2 separate regions of the Homo sapiens genome follow, and region 2 is linked to region 1. A link is an interaction called in ENCODE POLR2A ChIA-PET data of the cell type or tissue named here. Cell type or tissue: OCI-LY7. All regions are shown on one strand. Each heading gives the region's core, and the rest is flanking DNA. Links, peaks and the distances in the headings are about the cores only.

Region 1 (9,082 bases), core at 4,226-6,725:
GCCTTTGTTACTTTTTTTAGAGGTTGATGAAAAAAGTATGTGTTATAACTCAACCGAGAAAAGAAGAGTGTGTATTGGAGAAAAGAACTTGTGCAGTTAAATAACTCAGTCTGTAGAATTGAATATAGCTGCTGACTACGGCCTGAGGATGTGGACTCTCAGCTATAGGAGTTGACCAAATTATTCACAAATGCTGGACAACTCAGGAGAAGAAGAAGGAAGGGAAGAAATGAAGGTCAGAAGGGCAAAAACAGAGAGAAAAAGCCCAAGTGAACAAAGGAGAGCGACAAAAGATTATATTACATCAAATTATTCTGGAGTTTTGATACCAGTTCATCACTAGAGAAAAATGATATCCTTTAGGCAGAGTTGTATGATTTACATCTATAATTATTTGGGTGTGGGATAACCTAGAAACGAAGAGTATAACAAAATTATATTTAATGGAAATGATAACAAAACCTTTTGAGCTTAAGTGATACTTTGTGAAAAAAAGATGTAGAAAATCCAAGTTTATCTTTTAATCTGGTTTTTTTCCCTATTTTAGCGTGTTGCGTTTAATTAAAAACAAAACGCAAGCTACAATCAACTTTGATTTAGTTTCAAATCTACAGTCTTTTTCTTTATTTCTCCACTAGGTTCTGTCCGTGTCATATCTCAAAGCCAGTCAAGATCTACCTGCTCATTGAAGGTTTCATTTCTTACATGATGAGATACAATATTATTCATAAACCTATAGAAACACGTATGTTTTTTATTATTTATTGTGGTCGTGAACTCTGTTTTTCTCCACATGTAAGAAAGCAGGGATAGTGTCTTCATATTTAAAAAATGTGTGCAAAACACACGGCATAGTGTGCCGCATCCACGCTTTTTCCAATAAATGTTAATTGATGTTGATGAGAGAGCACATGTCACTAACAAGAACCTCCTGCCTAACTCTGGGTTTCAGAGGCCTGAAGATTCTTGTGAGCTGGAATGATGCCCTATTGTTGCAATTCCTTATGTTTAGGATAAATGAAGAGATAGTTTCCCTCTTTAAAAGCAGTTTCATTGGTCAATTTAGCATGATATGTGCATTGCTTGTATTGATTGCTCAAGAGTTACTCAATTCAGAAAATTAAAAATATACACCCTATAGTATACAGTATATACTACATAGATGCTGTGTATACTAAAGATACTGGGTATCCGTAGTATGTAGTATATGTAGTATACACAGTATCTATGTAGTATACACTATGTAGTATATACTACATATACACAGTGTCTATGTACGGTATACACACACTACACACACTACATAGATGCATATTGGGCAATATGGAATTTTAAAACAAGAAACAAAAAGATAGTATTTCTACTTTGAGGAAAACCAACATATTTGTGTAAAAGAAATAAAACTCTTTAAAATTAGCTGTTTTAGATTTGACATTTATTCATCAATAAATATTTACAAAATATCTACCAAATACAGAGATGAAGAAGGCACCATGATGCCCTCCGAGAGCTGTTAATGTAATGGGTTTAAGACAACCACAATAGAATGAAGAACTTTATTTTTCACAAGACAGCCAAAGAATGCTGAAATGAAAATGACAAAAACATCTAACGTTGAAGAGTCCTTCTTACGGGCCAGGTGATATATGGTCTATTTTAGGTGTGTTGCCTCCCGTAATTTGCACAATGACTTCATAAGGCAGGTACTCTTACTTCCTCTGCCTTGTTTCAACCTGGCCTTCCCAGATGAAGCAACCAGGAGCGATAAGTTGTAGTAAGTTGCTGGAGGGCACACAGCTAGCACATGGCAGTGGCGGGCATGTGAATGGGGGCAGTATGACCGTACAGCTGAAGATGCCAACCATTATACTCCACTGCCTCCTAGGGGGTGGGGAAGGAGAAATCATGTTTGATTGGGGAGCGGTCAAAAATGGTTTCTTTTCTTTTTCTTTTCTTCTTCTTCTTCTTTTTTTTTTTTTTTAGACAGAGTTTTGCTCTTGTTGCCCAGGCTAGAGTACACTGGCGCGATCTCGGTTCACTGCAACCTCCGACTCCCGGGTTCAAGCGATTCTCTTGCCTCTGCCTCCTGAGTAGCTGAAATTACAGGCGCCCGCCACCATGCCCGGCTAATTTTTTGTATTTTTAGTAGAGATGGGGTTTCACCATGTTGACCAGGCTGGTTCGAACTCCTGACCTCAGGAGATCTGCCCACCTCGACCTCCAAAAGTGCTAGGATTACAGGCCTGAGCCACCATGCCCGGCCATAAATGGTTTCTTGAGAAGGGGACGTTTCATTCTGGGTCTTAAAGGATTGACAGGAACTTGTGGCAGGTAGAGCTATTGGGAGAGAATGCCAGTTTGGTTGTGCAGGGGCCGAGCTCAGGACTGGGTAAACAGACCTCAGTGGGGCACCGGATATATGCAAGGGGTGCAGTTGGGAGGTGGGGCAGTTAGGGCTGAAAAAGGGAGGGAGGTGCAGGAATTTGGTCTAAATTCAGTAGAAGCAGAATATAAAATAGAGTAAAAGATGTGTAATAAAAAAAAACCTGAAAGATGGATATTAACGAGAACAATCACTATGCAGAGAGTTTCAATTGACAGACTTCTTAGATAAACTGGATTTTGCCGGGCGCGGTGGCTCAAGCCTGGAATCCCAGCACTTTGGGAGGCCGAGGCGGGCGGATCACGAGCTCAGGAAATCGAGACCGTCCTGGCTAACACAGTGAAACCCCGTCTGTACTAAAAATACAAAAAATTAGCCGGGCCTGGTGGCGGGCGCCTATAGTCCCAGCTGCTCAGGAGGCTGAGGCAGAAGAATGGCGTGAACCCGGGAGGCGGAGCTTGCAGTAAGCCGAGATAGTGCCACTGCAGTCCAGCCTGGGCGACAGAGTGAGACTCCGTCTCAAAAAAAAAAAATAAAATAAAAAAATAAACTGGATTTTGAGCTAGGGTTTGAAGTTTATGGGAATGGAATTGAAAAGCACGCAAGCAACCCAGAACACTGTGATTTACACAGGAGACAAGAACATAAGAAAATTGAGGAGCGCTGAAAAAAGGCCATTTTTCATGAGTTCAAGGACTTCTGAGGGATTAGGTGGAATAAGTGAATTTCTAATCCCAGGAGGCTTCTATTCCTCCTAGTCATCTCCATCTCAGCTAATGGCCCACCATCCTCTCAATGTCCAGCTCAAAAACATGACGGTTTTTTTTTATCCCTTTTTCCATCTCATTCTAAAAGATAGCCTGAATCTTCCCTGCTTCAATTCTTCATTAGATCCCCAGCAAGCAGACACTTTGCTATTTGAAAGCCTCAGTCAGATCAAGTTGCTTAATATTCCCCCAAAGGCTGCCCATTGCATTTGGAATAAATTCCAACCTGCAAGTCCCTCAAATTCCCAGCCTAACCTCATTTGGCATTTTCATTATGCATCAGCCTTCCCGCCTCCTTTCTTTTCCGTGGACTCACCAAGCTCATTGTCACCTAAGAGCATTTTTACTAATTTTTTTTGGTCCCTCTCTTCCAATAAAAAATCAGCTGAAATATCCCAGCTTTAGAGAGCCCTTCCCTGGACTAGCAGCCTAAAGCGTTGTGCCCATGAGTATTTTCTCCTCTCATTTGTGAAGAAGCAGGTCACTGTCTTTATATTTATTTTTCAAATCAATCTTTACTCCTCTATCCAATTATATTTCCTTTATAGTTCTTGTACTTTTTTGAAATTATTTTAAAACAATATTATTTGTTATCTTGCTATCTCTCTCTGGGAGAATTTCAGCTCTAGACATTCGGCCTAGAAATTCAGGACTTGCTTTATCTTATCCAGTGCTACAAACTCAGTGATCAGCAAAGTGCTTTGAACATAGTTGGTGCTCAATAAATACCTGTTAAATGGATGAAGATGAATGAAAAGAATGAGGGTGAGGATGGCTTGAGGAATGGGTAGAAGCTTGCATTTTATCTAATACATGACAGAGATTGTAGAATAAATTGGCTATGTTTTTCTACACTCTGTTTCAATAGTCAACTAAGTTGCTTTCTTCTTGCATACCAGCTTATTGATGGTGGGTAGGTGGACTAAAAGCCTTTTGTGTTGCAGGGGGAAAACAAGCCTGAGGTTTAAAGGAAAAAAATGGTCTTAGTGAATCCGCAGGGTGGGTGAGAGCTCAGCCAATATGCTCTTTGGAATCCAGACAATTCAGTGACAGTAACACTAGCGTACAAGTGCTGGGGAGGTCAGATGAGTTGAGTTTGTGACATGTGCAATCACTCTGGATGTGTTTGATTTTCCTACGGTATTTCATGGTGACTTTTAAATTTGAAAGGGAAATGACCTTGTTTCCAGTTCCTTTCCTAGCCAGTATTGCTCCTTCAACAAATTTTGGTATGTTTTATAAGTAGAGTTCTCGAGTATCTTAACAGATGGAGTTTACAAGTTTATTTTCTAGTAGAAATGGTGATTTCAAGACAAGGAAGAAGTTGTAGGAGCTATTTATTTTTACTTTGTAAAAGGAATACCTTCCTGGCAAATATACAAGTCAATAAGCAAGCAGACCCAACAGCTTTCTTGGAAGGAGCCAGCCACTGTAGGTATGGGAGAATTCCTTTGGCTAGCCTTAGCTTCCCTGTGCTTCTCTTGCACTTGTGTTGGCATAGTTGGTGGATGTTATTACTAGCGGTGTGTCCTACACGCCATTCATTCATGGAATATGGCCCTGGGAGAGGAATCTTAATGTGAAAATAAAATTGTCATTGTTTTTCATTGGCTTAGGGGACATCTCACATAATGGAAGCACATCCCTAAATAGAAAGACCTCAATTCAGGAAAAAAAAAAAAATACAAAGAAAAGGTGAGGAGAGAGAGATGTTCTCAGTGCAATCAGCCGGAACTGAAAAATTAAGATTTTGTTTTGTGCAATGCTAGTTGCCTTGCCAGTCTCAAGCTGGCACTGTGGGCTTGCTGGAGCTGCTGAGCCTGAACTGAGGAAAGGAGACAGTTTGCTTCGGGTTTATTACCCAGCCTCACCATGCGTATCAATATGTTTTTGATTTTGTATTTCAAAAATAAGGTGAATGATCTCGAAAGGAAATCATTGCAGGCGATTTTATTTTTTGCTTTTTCTAATGGACAATTAAAAAGCAATCCTGGTCCTATTCCAGAGATTTTCTCATTTCTCAGTACAACTGTAATTTAGGCACACTGAATAGTGTAATGGTGTTATTAGATATTATCGTGTTTATTTTATTCATGAAAATATGTGACACACCTTATTTGTATTCTCCTCCAGGAAATGTCCTGGAATGGGTTTTGTCCTAGTTCCTTTTTGTGCCTGTCATAAGGTGTATGTTAGAGTTTCAGTTCCTAAAAATAAAATAGAATTTCTTTCTTTCTTTCTTTTTTTTTTTTTTTGGAGAGCATAATGATTTTGAGCTTCGAGGAGTTTCAATAGACTATTGTTGTTTGTTTTCTTACAAGGATCCAGCCCACCAAGTCGCACTATGACACACTTCCTATGTCCATGGCAGATATTTATATTTATATTTCAAATTAAAACAAGTATAATTTTCTTCTGAAATTTTTTTGGAATTTTGTTTTTCGTGATCTGTAAGGTAATTGGAGATACCCCAGGCTGTCACAAAACCAGAGCTGGGAATCACTGCTTTAGTGATTAGCACTTTGTAAGCTTTCAAAAAATATTAAAACCAGGATAGGTTGTCTAATTTCTAATGGGTGGATTCACTTTAGTATAATGTAATGTGTTAACAAATGCTCAGAGAGGAGGTTGTGGATCCAGAAAGATGGCTTTTGCAGAAGGCTTTTATCCAAATTAATTCAAAAAATAACAGGAACAGTTGTGTATTGAGGCAGAAGGAATAAGGTGACTCAATTAAATGACAGAGAAATCTCCAGGAAAAAAAACTGTCTTAAGTCAACCCAACCCTAACAGTACAATTTTCATCACTGGAGTCAATAATCCTGTAATAAATGCATAATAACTTTTAAAAAAGGATTCTTTTATTAAGTACTTTTGTATGGTTGGCTATGAACCAAATATTGAAACCAAATATTGCTTTTCTTTACTTTAAAATTGATAAAGCTATCTTCTATGTCTCTAAAGAGAATCTTAAGTGAGAAAGATAAAAAAAGTAATTTGCAAATAAATTCACCTGCTGCATTTGTGCCTGAAGCATCCTATATTTACCTAATTCATTTTTGGCCCTTGCTTAGCTCTAGCCATGGCGACACACTGAGAAATTAATGCCAAGTCCTCCCGGCTTTCTGGAACATTTGCACAGGCAGCAGTGAATAAGCATGGGTACAGAAGCCTTAAGGTTTGGGTCCTACTCAGGAGGGGTCTTCAGAGCTGGTCTTCAGCAGTTTCTGAAGAACCATTGTGCAGTCTGGCTAATTGGTACTGTTAGCCTGTTGCCATTTAGGGAAAGCAATTTGGTCCCTGCCCACATTTAGAGTTGGGCTCAACACACTGGTAGTCCTGGATTGAGAGAGCTCAGAATCTGTCAAGTTGATACTAAAACCTAAATCTGCTTTGTGGGTTTCTGAGACAGATTTTGGAAATTTTTGTGGTGATCATGGATATGCAATTCACAGATCTACTACTGTATACAGAGTTTGAAAAGAAAGTCGAGTAAATTAACAGGTAGACTGAGAGAAGTTATGTTATCCTGAAAACACTTCTGTTTTCTAGTTTGAGCATCTTTTAGTAGGGATGTCTGGTTTGGGTTTCATGAGTTTTTTGCCTGGTGGTCTGCAGGGTAATTTACATTCCAAAAGATAGGCTAGGCTGTCTTCCTCCTGCTCCTGAAAGCTCTGGAAGGTGTTCTCATACCTTCCACATAGTTGTTTCCACAGCCTGTTTTGGGAAGATAATCCTCTATCACTTGATCAGTACAGGTAGCATCTACCTAATACTCCAGTGGTTTTGATTATATTTTTACTATAACTTTTTCCAAGGAATAAAATCGTCTACTGTCTTTAAAAGAGGATATTTAATATTATTTGGAAAACAGTCTCTTTCCTTGTTAACTTTTCCTCATCTTTACCATCTAGATTTGCAGGTACAAACACAAGTGAAGAACCACTTCATACCAGCGGTGATGCTGTGGTCCTGAAGGTGCCAGCTCCTGTATACTTCCCCCTCATTTATTTTTTTTCTTAAAATTAAATTTTCATTTATGTAGTTTACTTCTTAGCTCTCTGCTATTTTTATATTATATCTCACAATTTAGGATTTGCTTGGAATGTAAAATACATTTCAAGCTTGAGGAAGAACAAGACTAGATAAATTCATAACAATTAGCCCTTCTTTTCTTTTCCAGAATGATTGAGAAGGGGAGGAATTGATCCCATTCTACTTGGGGGCAATTAGGCTTTCAGTCTGTGGCTCAGTTCACAAGCATCTGATGCCAGTGGTGCCAAGGTCAAGGGTTTGATCCTCATGTGGGTCAGTTTGCTGCGTGTTTTCTCAACAGATTGTGTGGAAAGTGTGCAGTCACTGGGAAATGCCGGTCATTAAGGGGACTGGTGAACAGATGGGTGGTAGGTGAAAATCTAGCCTCACTCCTGGAAAAACAAAGCCCGTGCCATACTGTCTTTTTTTTTTGTTTTTTTCATCTGGACAGAATGCACCACTTAAAATGTGAGCTTGTTACTCAACCTTCCTTCATCTCTGTTTCCTCATCTGTAGAACGGAGATAAGATTTGCTCCCTTTCTACCTCACCAGGATCTGTGAAGATTAGATAATGGCTGTAAAGTCCTTATACAAAGGTACATACATTACCATAAACAAAGAGATTAGCTGACAAATAAAAAAGAAAATATTGAAAGGACCCCCCAAAGTGTATTGCCTAATACTTTTGCATTAGTATCAGTAGTTTGCAGTGCAATCCATTTGGAGTTTGGTTTGGCTGAAAAAAGTTAGGTGTGAGTTGTATAACCTCTCTATTAGTAAGGATAAAAAAATGGTTTGATAGTGAACATTTGTATTAATAAAAACAAAGTGGGCTTTGAATCTGAAACAGGTTTCATTTGAAAAGGAGGTGAAGGCAAAGGTCTCTAGGAACATATGTGCCACTGAGCAATATTTGCATATATTTGATCTGCAAGCACGCTTCAGTGATTTTCACAGTATACCTTGGAGTTTAGGTTGTAGCAAAGAGCCGTTACCATTGCTCAGCAGCACGATCTACTCTCTCCAGCTTTATTATGGCATACAGCGACAACTTCATTTTTAGTGTTAAAAAAAATCCTCTTCACTTAATTCAGACAGTGACCTGCAGGCCTCATTCTGACTGAAGGAGCCATTCAGAATACTTCCAGACAAAAGCAGGGCTTTTTCCTAGCAACCAGATCAAAGCCAAATCTCCCAGAATAGCTCCCTCCCAGGTTTCCTTTGGCGCATAGGTTCACAAGGATTGTAAGGCTCGTGGTATCCAGTTCAAACTTCTCTTTCACACTGCAATGGAAAGGAAAACTCCTGAGGAATTTTCACAGACTCTGAAAGCTGGCGAGCCTTGCAAAGAGCACTTAATCCTGGGAGAACATGGTGGTCATTGGGAGCATCCCTAACTTTGTTATCGCCTGCATCTGCATGTACATTCTGTCGGACTCTCAGAGAATGAGGTCTCTGTTTCCTTTCTGCCAGTACCTAATATCAGCTATGCCCAGGAGCCGGCTGATGAAGACTTCCTGTTTGTTTTGAGTCACTGTTAGAGTGATAAATATACTTTAGCTTTCTGCTTCGAGAGGAAAGAAACCAGCTGCCCTGAACTGAAGAGAAAAATGCAGAAATTCCACTGAATGGCCCTGTTATCATGGAGTTTCAAGGGCAGCATAAAAATGAAAACTATAAGCCTGGGCAAAATGAATAATTTCCATATTAAAGCATTTTGCTGCATGCATAGACCTAAGTTGTTTGTCTTTAATCATTTAGGCGAACCATGCATTTTTCACTCTTCTAAGACTAACTCAGCGTTTAGAAATTTTTAAAAAATGTAAACTTACACTACAGAGTAATGGTAAGTTATATAAATAAACAATTACAGTTGTGGTTTTTTGATCTGACCAC
Region 2 (9,082 bases), core at 3,638-6,137, 94 kb after region 1:
GCTATGTAAATTCAGCCAAATTTCTTAACCCCTGAAAGCTTTTCTCTTTTTGTTACAATTTTCTCATGGATCACATTAGGTCAGGCAGATAATGTGCTTCACACATAGTAAGCAGTCAATACACGTAATTCATTTCTAAGGCACACTCATCGTTTGTGCCTTACAGAATTGAGCTTTCTTACACTTTCTCTAGCCCCAAAATGACTTCTGAAGCTTAAGTTTCTCCTCTTTAATGAGATACTTCATTTGTTTTTATACTGTCCAAAATTGAGTTCGATGGAACAGATTCATATTTATTGATGAATACAAAAGAGACATTGTAAAAATATTTCCATGTTCTTCTTATCATATGACATTTACACTTCAAACAGATTTATGAGCTAGTGCGTGGTTAATTATAGCTATGCAGAGATGGATATGTAAGCGTTGCCTGGGCGGGTTTGTGCTGTCATGGTGGGAGTGACCAGAGCTGGGTGGGGTTATCTGAGAGAGACTTGTTCTTTGCCTACTCATGGAACACTTCTGAGGCTTTAATGAGAAGCTAGATCTAAATGTCAGAAGTGGATCCAAAGTCAAGATAATTCAAGTTACAATGTGACACCCTATTTCAAGGAAGAAGGAATAAGCAAACAAACAACCCAACAAACATCTTAAAGTTTTCAGGACTATTGTGCTTGCCAGTGATGCCACATGTACTGACTTGTCTTGGAAATTAACCATTGTTGATTTTAGCAGCACATTTCTCTACTTTCTCTGATTTCTTGTTTTATCATAATTCAATGGTGTTTTCTTTCTTCTGGGCCTTCTCAGTGCTGTACTTGCAGAGTATTTTATCTTTTGTCTAAATAAGAACACTAAATATTTGGCCCACTGGCTCAGAAGCCAGTTTCTCTAAGCCAAAAATTGTCTCTACTGTCTAATTTTTAAGGCTGTATTTTAAAATGCTTCTTATTCACTAGTGAGAAAATTACAAAATGCACTATTAAAAAAACATGAGGTTTGTGCCACTTAGAGAATGTATTCTATGCACCAAAACACCCATTGTTCATATTTAGAGATGCCCCTAAATATAGATGTACTGAACTACCTACATATAATTCAGATCATGTCAAAGCACAAACCCCTCTCAGTGTGGGGTAGTGTGGGCATTTTGTTATCTACAGCAGCTGTTGCCTCATTTTGAGGGTAAAAAACCTACTCCTGTTTAAATTTATGTTGCATTGAGCAAGTTGTATTGCTTGCGATTATATGTGGCTCAGCTGTGTCACGTGGCGTGACCTGCTATAACCTGCCTTAATGCAGTCCACATGTTGTACTGAATGACACACATTAAAACATTCCACTTCTCCATGGAACTGTGTGAGCAGGTGATTTCTCTAAATGGCAGACACTCGCATGCTTGTATTTTAAACCTCCACCAGTTTAGCTAAAAATATCTTCAAAAGCCCACCCAAAACATTTCCCATGGTTATTTTTGCAAATCGTTGGGTGACTTACAAAGAGCAGGGAGGGATGCATAAGAGGAAGTTTTAAATTATTTACATAATTTGATAGAACGGTGCCTCCTTTAAAAAATCTACTTTGTGGAAGTCACAAAAAAGAACTTTACTTCACATAATCAGAGTCCTAGGGAGGGGACCCAGTCATATGATTATTAGCTTGCTGCTGCTTGGATTCCAGCAAGTTGATGATTATATTTCTCATCAAGCTAAATGTAAAAATAATGAAAAATTACTGTGTCCCAGCAAACAACCCTCATAGGAATGCACACTATTTTTACCAATATTTTTATCCCTCCTGTGTGAGAACAGAGGGCACCATTTGTCCTGAATTCACCTTGAAGTGTTTGGTCATCAGTGATAAAATTTTGTATTGAGCCACTGGTTCATTCGGTGACCAAAGGAACACATTGGTAGCACAATTTGGAGCAGAATTCTTCTTTGTTATTAAGCAAAGTAACCTAAACAAGATCTAACATATATATAGTCCCAGTTTCTCCAGCATCATGCTCTTACCAAGTGAGGCAATTAGCCAGTTGTATGGCATGGAAAAGAGATCTGAGCACCGTGAGCAAGCACAAGTCTGGGAGTTGAGCATACTGCTCAAATCCCAGTTGTAGTTCCAGCATGTAGTAGCTGGGCAACCCGGTGCAAATCACTTAACCTCTCTGAGCTTTCTCCTCTTCTAAAAAATGAAACGATAACATTATGCATACTGTAGGATGGCTGTAAAGAGGAAGTTAGCTAAATTATGTGAAATGCCCTGTAGAATGCTTGATATATAGGAGGCATTCAAAGTGAGTTGCCATTAGCTTTGTTAAGTTCAAATACAGAAAGCTAAAACCAACAACTCCTCTCAAGTAATCTGAGTAAAATAAATCTACACATTTACAAGAGACTCCAAGATCTCCTTTGCTTCTTTTTTTCTAGACATGTTTGAGGCCCCAGTGTATCATTTAAGTCAGTTCTGGGCACTTATTTTCTGAGAAATCTTGTTTTGGGTTTTAGAGCCTTTGTTTCCATTTTCCTTTATTTTTATCTAAAGTATTTGAAAATGTGAAAGACTAGAAGACAAAGTGCTGCAGCAAAGAGAAGAAATAAAGCATTTGCTTACTTGAGACATTAATTTTCACGATGTAACGTATACAGTTTTAGCCTAGTGTTGCCAAGATCTCCAATACTGTTTGGCTCACTGAAGACAAAATACTAGGTTAATTGAGCCTATCAAGAAAGGTAATTATTTCTCAGTAGAGTACCTATTAATGATTAAGTAATTATCATTTGGAAAGTGCATTTGTACCAAGATATGTCCATATTGGGTGGGGCATAGATGTAACACAGCAAAAACACAAATCTGGTGGGTTGGATTTGGTTGATATTTAACATAAAGTTGAATGGGAAAATGGTTACTGTATTGGAAAATTTACTCTTTGCCCCTAAAAAAAAATAAGATATAACTAACTTAACAGTTATGGTTCTTTCCTTCTAGTAAGAGTATAAGAGTAAAGGTGATATGGAATGTTTTTCAGTCATTTCTGAGGCTGTAACTTTATCATTATTACCAACCATTATTTTCTTATGTGCAGATGAAGTTCACATCTTCTCTGCTCTTAGTAGTTTTCTTCTTTTTTCCCTTTGACTTTTGGGGGACTTTTCTCAAGTTAAATATAAGGTTTTTCTGCTTTCTCTCCATATTTACGTTTTCTTTGAGCTGCTTTTTGTTTTTTTGTTTGTTTGTTTGTTTGTTTTTACCTTTTATGTAGTATGTTTTAGAAACAAAATAGTTTACTGCACTTCATCTAATATGACAAAATTGGAACTAAGCAGCTGGCTTGGTAGCTGATTCATAGTAGATATTCAGTAACTTCGTATTGAATGGATGAACGGATGAGAAAATGAAGCAATGAATTAAGGAAAGCAGTATGAAAGAAAAATATGGTTTGTAACGAATGCTGTATGCCATTGTAATTGTTATATTTCTCACAGTTATTGTTATGCTGCTTTTTGAGTTTTTATTGTGACATGTAGCCTTCCATTAATATATGTATTTCCTAGATTAATAATAAACCTGATAAAAGCCTTCACTTAAAAAATTTGAATTTTGCCGGGCATGAGAGCTCACTCCTGTAATCCCAGCACTTTGGGAGGCCGAGGAGAGTGGATCGCTTGAGCCCAGGAGTTCAAGACTAGCCTGGGCAACATGGTAAAACCCTGTCTCTATAAAAAATTAGCTGGCCCAGCACTTTGGGGGGACGAGGTGGGAGGATCACGAGGTCAGGAGTTCGAGACCAGTCTGGCTAACATGGTGAAACCCTGTCTCTACTAAAAGTACAAAAATTAGCTGGATATGGTGGCAGGCGGCTGTAATCCCACCTACATGGGAGGCTGAGGCAGGAAAATTGCTTGAACCCGGGAGGCGGAGGTTGCAGTGAGCCAAGATCACACCTCTGCACTCCAGCCTGGGCAGACAGGGCAAGACTCCATCCTGGGGTGGGGGGGAAGGGGCGGAGAAATTAGCTGGGCATGGTCTTGAATGCCTGTAGTCCCAGCTACCTGGGAGGCTGAGGTGGGAGGATCATCTGAGCCCAGGAGGTCGAGTCTGCAGTGAGCCATGATCGTGCCACTGCATTGCAGATGGAGCAAGACCATATCTCAAAACAAACAAAACAAGAAGGAAAAGGAAAGACAGGATAGTTGGTGAGATGGAAGTGACTGGCCTGAGTTTTACATGTAAACATGTTATTGTACTCCTGGAATGTTATGCACAGGTGGTAGTCTGAGTTTCATAATAGGGAACACTATGATTTTCACTAATAAATCACCTTTACAGAAGCACATGTGTTAAATATATGAGGGTAGGAGGTTGACAGTTTGGTTTGGGAAACTGGCTGTAATTTGAAAAGAGCTTCCTGTTAATGTCTATGTTTTATATAATACATCTACTAGACCTTATCAATGAAGTGGGAGACACAGAGGGGAGAATTGTTTTTGAAGGGGGAAACTTTGGTAAACCTGGCTACAAAAGTGCATGGCTACAATTATAATTTCTTTTTTTCAGAAATGCAATTTAAAATAAATAAGGATAAGCATTCTGTTTATGTATCATCTAGTCTGAGCCCTTTCTTTTACAGGTGAGGAGAGTGAGGTGTAAGGAAGTTCTACTACTTGCCCAAAATAGCACTAATGGTTTATGGCATAAAATGTCAACTGAGGTCTTCTGACTCCCAGTCCAGTGCAACTTTCAGTACATGACATTTCCTCTCAGTTTATTATGAAATAGTCAAATGATAGCATTCTCAATAGCAAGATAGCCTTTGTGCTATACTTATTACTTGTCAACACTGTGAAGAAGGAGGACTGGGAAACTAAAGGAAAACTAAAATAAAAGAATTTATAATGTGACTGAGATTGAAATAATACTCCAGTTAGAAAGCAGTACAAGAAAGGACGTACTCCAAACTAACTTATGTTCACAGAAACCAAATTGTGCAATTCACATTGAGAAAGGAAAGGGCTGGTGGGGAAGTGAGACTTAATGTAGAAAATGGCTTTTGAAGGGACAGTAATGTTTGCATAGTTGGGGAGGAAGAAGGATATCCAATTAGGGGGAAAAACCTGATGTGAAAGTATGTATACTGTAAATGGGCCTATTGCACTGCTGGCTGGGCAGTAGCCAGGGGTTCGGAAAAGGGAAAACAGGTTTTGATGTGTAGAGACAAGTGAGATTGACCTATGTGGTGTGTTGGGAAGATCATAGACTTCAGAGCCAGATACACCTGAGTTTAAAGCTGCATCCATCATTTAACAATTTGGCAACTTTGCACAAGTTACTAAACACTCTGAGCTTTGGTTTCCTCTTCTGTATAATGAACATTATACCCACAGAGCTGTGTCAAGATAACATATAAAGTGTTCAGAGGGCCTCCCGCATAATAGGGGCACAGTAAACATGCCTCTTTACCTTCTCCCTTCCATTGGTTTCTCTCTAATGCATGGCATACAGTTCTAAGAAATATATATCAAATATGAAGTATATATTGAATAATATATATGAGATATATTAACAAATATATGTCAACTATATAAGATGAGACAATCACTATATTGGTTCTGGGACTATTACAGAAACAGTGCAGAGAACTGTCCAAGATCAGAAGTATATTCTGTAGCAGCACTAAAGAGTGAGAATGACTGGGCCATCTAGCTAGAAGTATACAAGCTTCACCAAGTTAATTTTTGGTCCAAAGAACTAGACTAAGTGTTGTGGAGAGAGATGTTTGATTGATCTTTTATTTTAGCCAAAAATCATTTGCAGAGCATGACACAAGTACTTAGCCAAGATCTATCTGCAGAGCATGCCATAAGTACTACATTATGTATCCAGAAGGTGAAATTTAATGATTCCAAGTACATGGATTACTTTTATAGAATAGTCAGCTTTATGAGCACTTAACGTCTATGAAGTATATGTATGAGTATTCTGTGGTTGATATGCTAATTCTTGCTTCTTGCTAATTGGAAAAGTGTGCATAAGGACATATGAATTGTGGGAAGGGTCCTATTTACTCTCAAACTTTAAGGAACTTGTATAGAAAAACACTGATTCAATTCAAATGGATTATGGTAATGGGAACAGTTTTGGGTGAATTTTAGGTTTTCCATAATTCCACAAATTAGCCCAGTCTCTCTTTTTTGGCTGATCAATATCAGTCTGTATTTTATTGTCGACGGCAATTCTGTGGGGACAATCACTGCAAATACGCATTGGTCACATCATACATAATTATAGGACAGTTTAAAGATTTTAAATGACACCTGTGGCTTGTTCATATATATAAAACAGTTTTCCCATGGATCTTGAAAATAGTAGGTTTTAGGTACTTTCACTCATTCTCATCCACGGCTGTGAACCTAGGATTTTTTATAAACCAGGGGCTATTATGGAATCCTCCCCCTATTTGGAATAATGAAAATATTTGAACGAATGTCATCAAATATGTATCAATGCAATTCTGCCAAACTGACTTCTTATATCAAAAGGCCTACATTTAACAAAGGTATAAATGCAACTTACTTAAAAAATATGAGAATTAAGCATTGTAAGAAAAGTAAATTAAAACAAGTAAGAATAATTTCAGTTTAGAAAACCTTAACATGGCGAGTTTCTTTTGTCCCTATTATTCAGTTTTCCCAACATTTTCTGTAACACATGAGTCCCTGAGGGTGAGGCATACCTGTCTGGAGTTCTTTTGGCTCTGTTCTGTGTATACATATTCCATACTTTCCAGAAGTTACAATGTGATTCTGTGTTTGATAATCTGGTATAATAGGCATTGTTGTGGTAAAGAGCTTTCCCTTTATGGAAAGTAATGAGACCACATTTGTTCCTTTTTCACTTTTTCATTTCGACGATGTAAATGCAGGTGGTGCCTGGTGTTCTTGGGGCCATCTCCCTCTGGCTTTATATGTCGAAGAAGTCATATCGGATTTCAGTGTCAACTTTTCAATTTTATTCAAATATTTTGACATTCAGGCACATGGCAGACATATCTTGTCTTTGCAGAGGTTGTTTTTTAAAATAGGGAAGAGGTGAACTGATGAGAAAAAGTGTAAAGAAAAAACAGTTAATAGATGCACTATTGAAATTTATAATTTTTTTCTTTTAAGATTGTGCATGGTGATAATTCCTGATCATGAGGCAGAGAAGAAGTTTACCATTTTTTTTGATGCATACACTTTTTTTTTGCTCAGTAGTGTTTTTAAGATACACATTTTTCATGTTTTTTTCTTTTTCTCAAAACCCTCTGTATATATTTTCTCTTCGCTTTCTAATATATTTTCTACCAGACACCATATGGTTACTTCCCAGACTGTGGGCTTCACAATTTTATTTAGTTTACCTTTACTGCAAAATCATTATAATTAAGAAAAAAAAAAAAACTTAGGGATTTCCTGTGTCCCAGTAAAAGAAGGATCAGCTAGGCTGTGCTGTTTAGCAAAAACCTTCACAGTTCTCATGTCTTAAATTACAAGGTTGGCTGGGCGTGGTGACTCATGCTTGTAATCCCAGCACTTTGGGAGGCCGAGGCAGACAGATCACGAGGTTAGGAGTTCGAGAGTAGCCTGGTCAACATGGTGCAACCCTGTCTCTACTAAAAATACAAAAATTAGCTGGGCGTGGTGGCGTGCCTGTAGTCCCAGCTACTCGGAGGCTGAGGCAGAAGAATCGCTTGAACCCGGGAGGCGGAGGTTGCAGTGAGCTGAGATCATGCCACTGCACTCCAGCCTGGGCGACAGAGCGAGACTCTGTCTCAAAAAAGAAAAAGAAAAAGAAAAACAAAAACAAAAAACAAGGTTTTGTTGTCACTTATGCTCCTTGCCAGTCATAGATCAGCAGAGGTGTTCTGCTCATTGTAATCACTCAGGATCCCATACTCATCCTGAACATTTTCAGGCTTCCTACAAGAGGAAAAAAGAGAATTCTGAGAGGTTCTGAACTAGAAATTATATGGTCCACCCTATAAGTGGCACAGCTCATATTTACAACACATTACACAGAACTACTCACATATTCCTGTATAACTCAGGAGATCCAGGAAGTACAGTTCTGCCATGTGCTTGGATCGGGGTGGGCTGGAACTGCATGAAGTGCTATAGCAGGGAGATTGCTGTGGTACCTTGATGCTACTTAGAGGTCCTGAGTCTCAGATGGAAGCCTAGCGAGAGTCTTGGCTTTGTTCGGCAGCTGTGAAGATGACTGGCATCCGATAGAGTCTACCCTATAGCCAGTGAAGCTCCACCATGCCTTGCACTTGTGGTTTGGACTCCAAGCATGCAGTAGTGTTTTGGCTCCATTCTAAGAGTGGAGATAGCATCACCTAATGATGTTAAATACAGGCTTTTGAGCTAGAGAGTCCTGGATTTGAAGCCTCAAATCTACCATTTACTGTCCAAGTCTTCTTTGGAGGGTTATCTAATTCTCTGAATATTAATTTCTTCATCTTTAAATTGGGGATAATTAGAATATCAATAAATATCATGTTTATTGTTCACTCCTTTCTCCATATTGACAAAAGTGTAAGCTTTATGAAGACAGGGATTTTTGTCTATTTTTGCCACTGATTAATTGCTAAGTTGTTAGAACATTGCCTAATACATAAAAGGTACTTAATTTTTGTTGAATAAATAAATAAAAGCAGAGGGCTTTTATGAGCATCAAATGAGGTCATATATCTGAAATCCATTACAGTGACTGGTACATATTTAGGGATCAATAGATAGTAGCTATTAGTTTTTACAATTCTGGAAGAAAATGAAGAGATAGGTTGAGGTTTGCAGATAATAGGAGAAATCTTTCCTAGGTCTGTTTATAGCAACATATATTGCAGGGAAAAGCCAAAGTTAAGTAAACTGTGTGGTGTGTTTGGAGGTCCAATTTGATTTCAAATTCAAGAAATATATTTGTATCCTAGAGAACTTCCAGAAATCTTGGACATTCTTGTGACTGGCATTGTTTTGCAACTGTCCGGCATAATTTGTTGTTTTTCTTGCTGTCAGGACAAACTGCAACAGAGTCACATCGA

Evidence for each region. ChIA-PET counts read pairs that join two places held together with the same protein. Peaks named below come from ENCODE experiments on the same cell type or tissue, not always from the same donor. Only the 100,000 strongest peaks of a DNase experiment are listed, where the experiment ranks them.
Region 2: POLR2A ChIA-PET joins it to region 1 with 5 read pairs; 2 of 35 experiments call an interaction of 5 or more read pairs at or near these places.

The regions. Positions count from the first base shown.
Region 1 is chr2:144,587,742-144,596,823 of GRCh38, forward strand. No RefSeq gene overlaps it. Among named protein-coding and RNA genes, the nearest start is that of LINC02993, 68 kb to the left of the region's middle. In OCI-LY7, for the core only: no CTCF peak of the experiment used is centred there; no DNase peak of the experiment used is centred there.
Region 2 is chr2:144,681,983-144,691,064 of GRCh38, forward strand. The region is part of intron 1 of TEX41 (testis expressed 41); the gene reads left to right. Among named protein-coding and RNA genes, the nearest start is that of TEX41, 19 kb to the left of the region's middle. In OCI-LY7, for the core only: no CTCF peak of the experiment used is centred there; a DNase peak (open chromatin) is centred at 5,039; H3K4me3 peaks cover 304 bases; H3K27ac peaks cover 1,023 bases.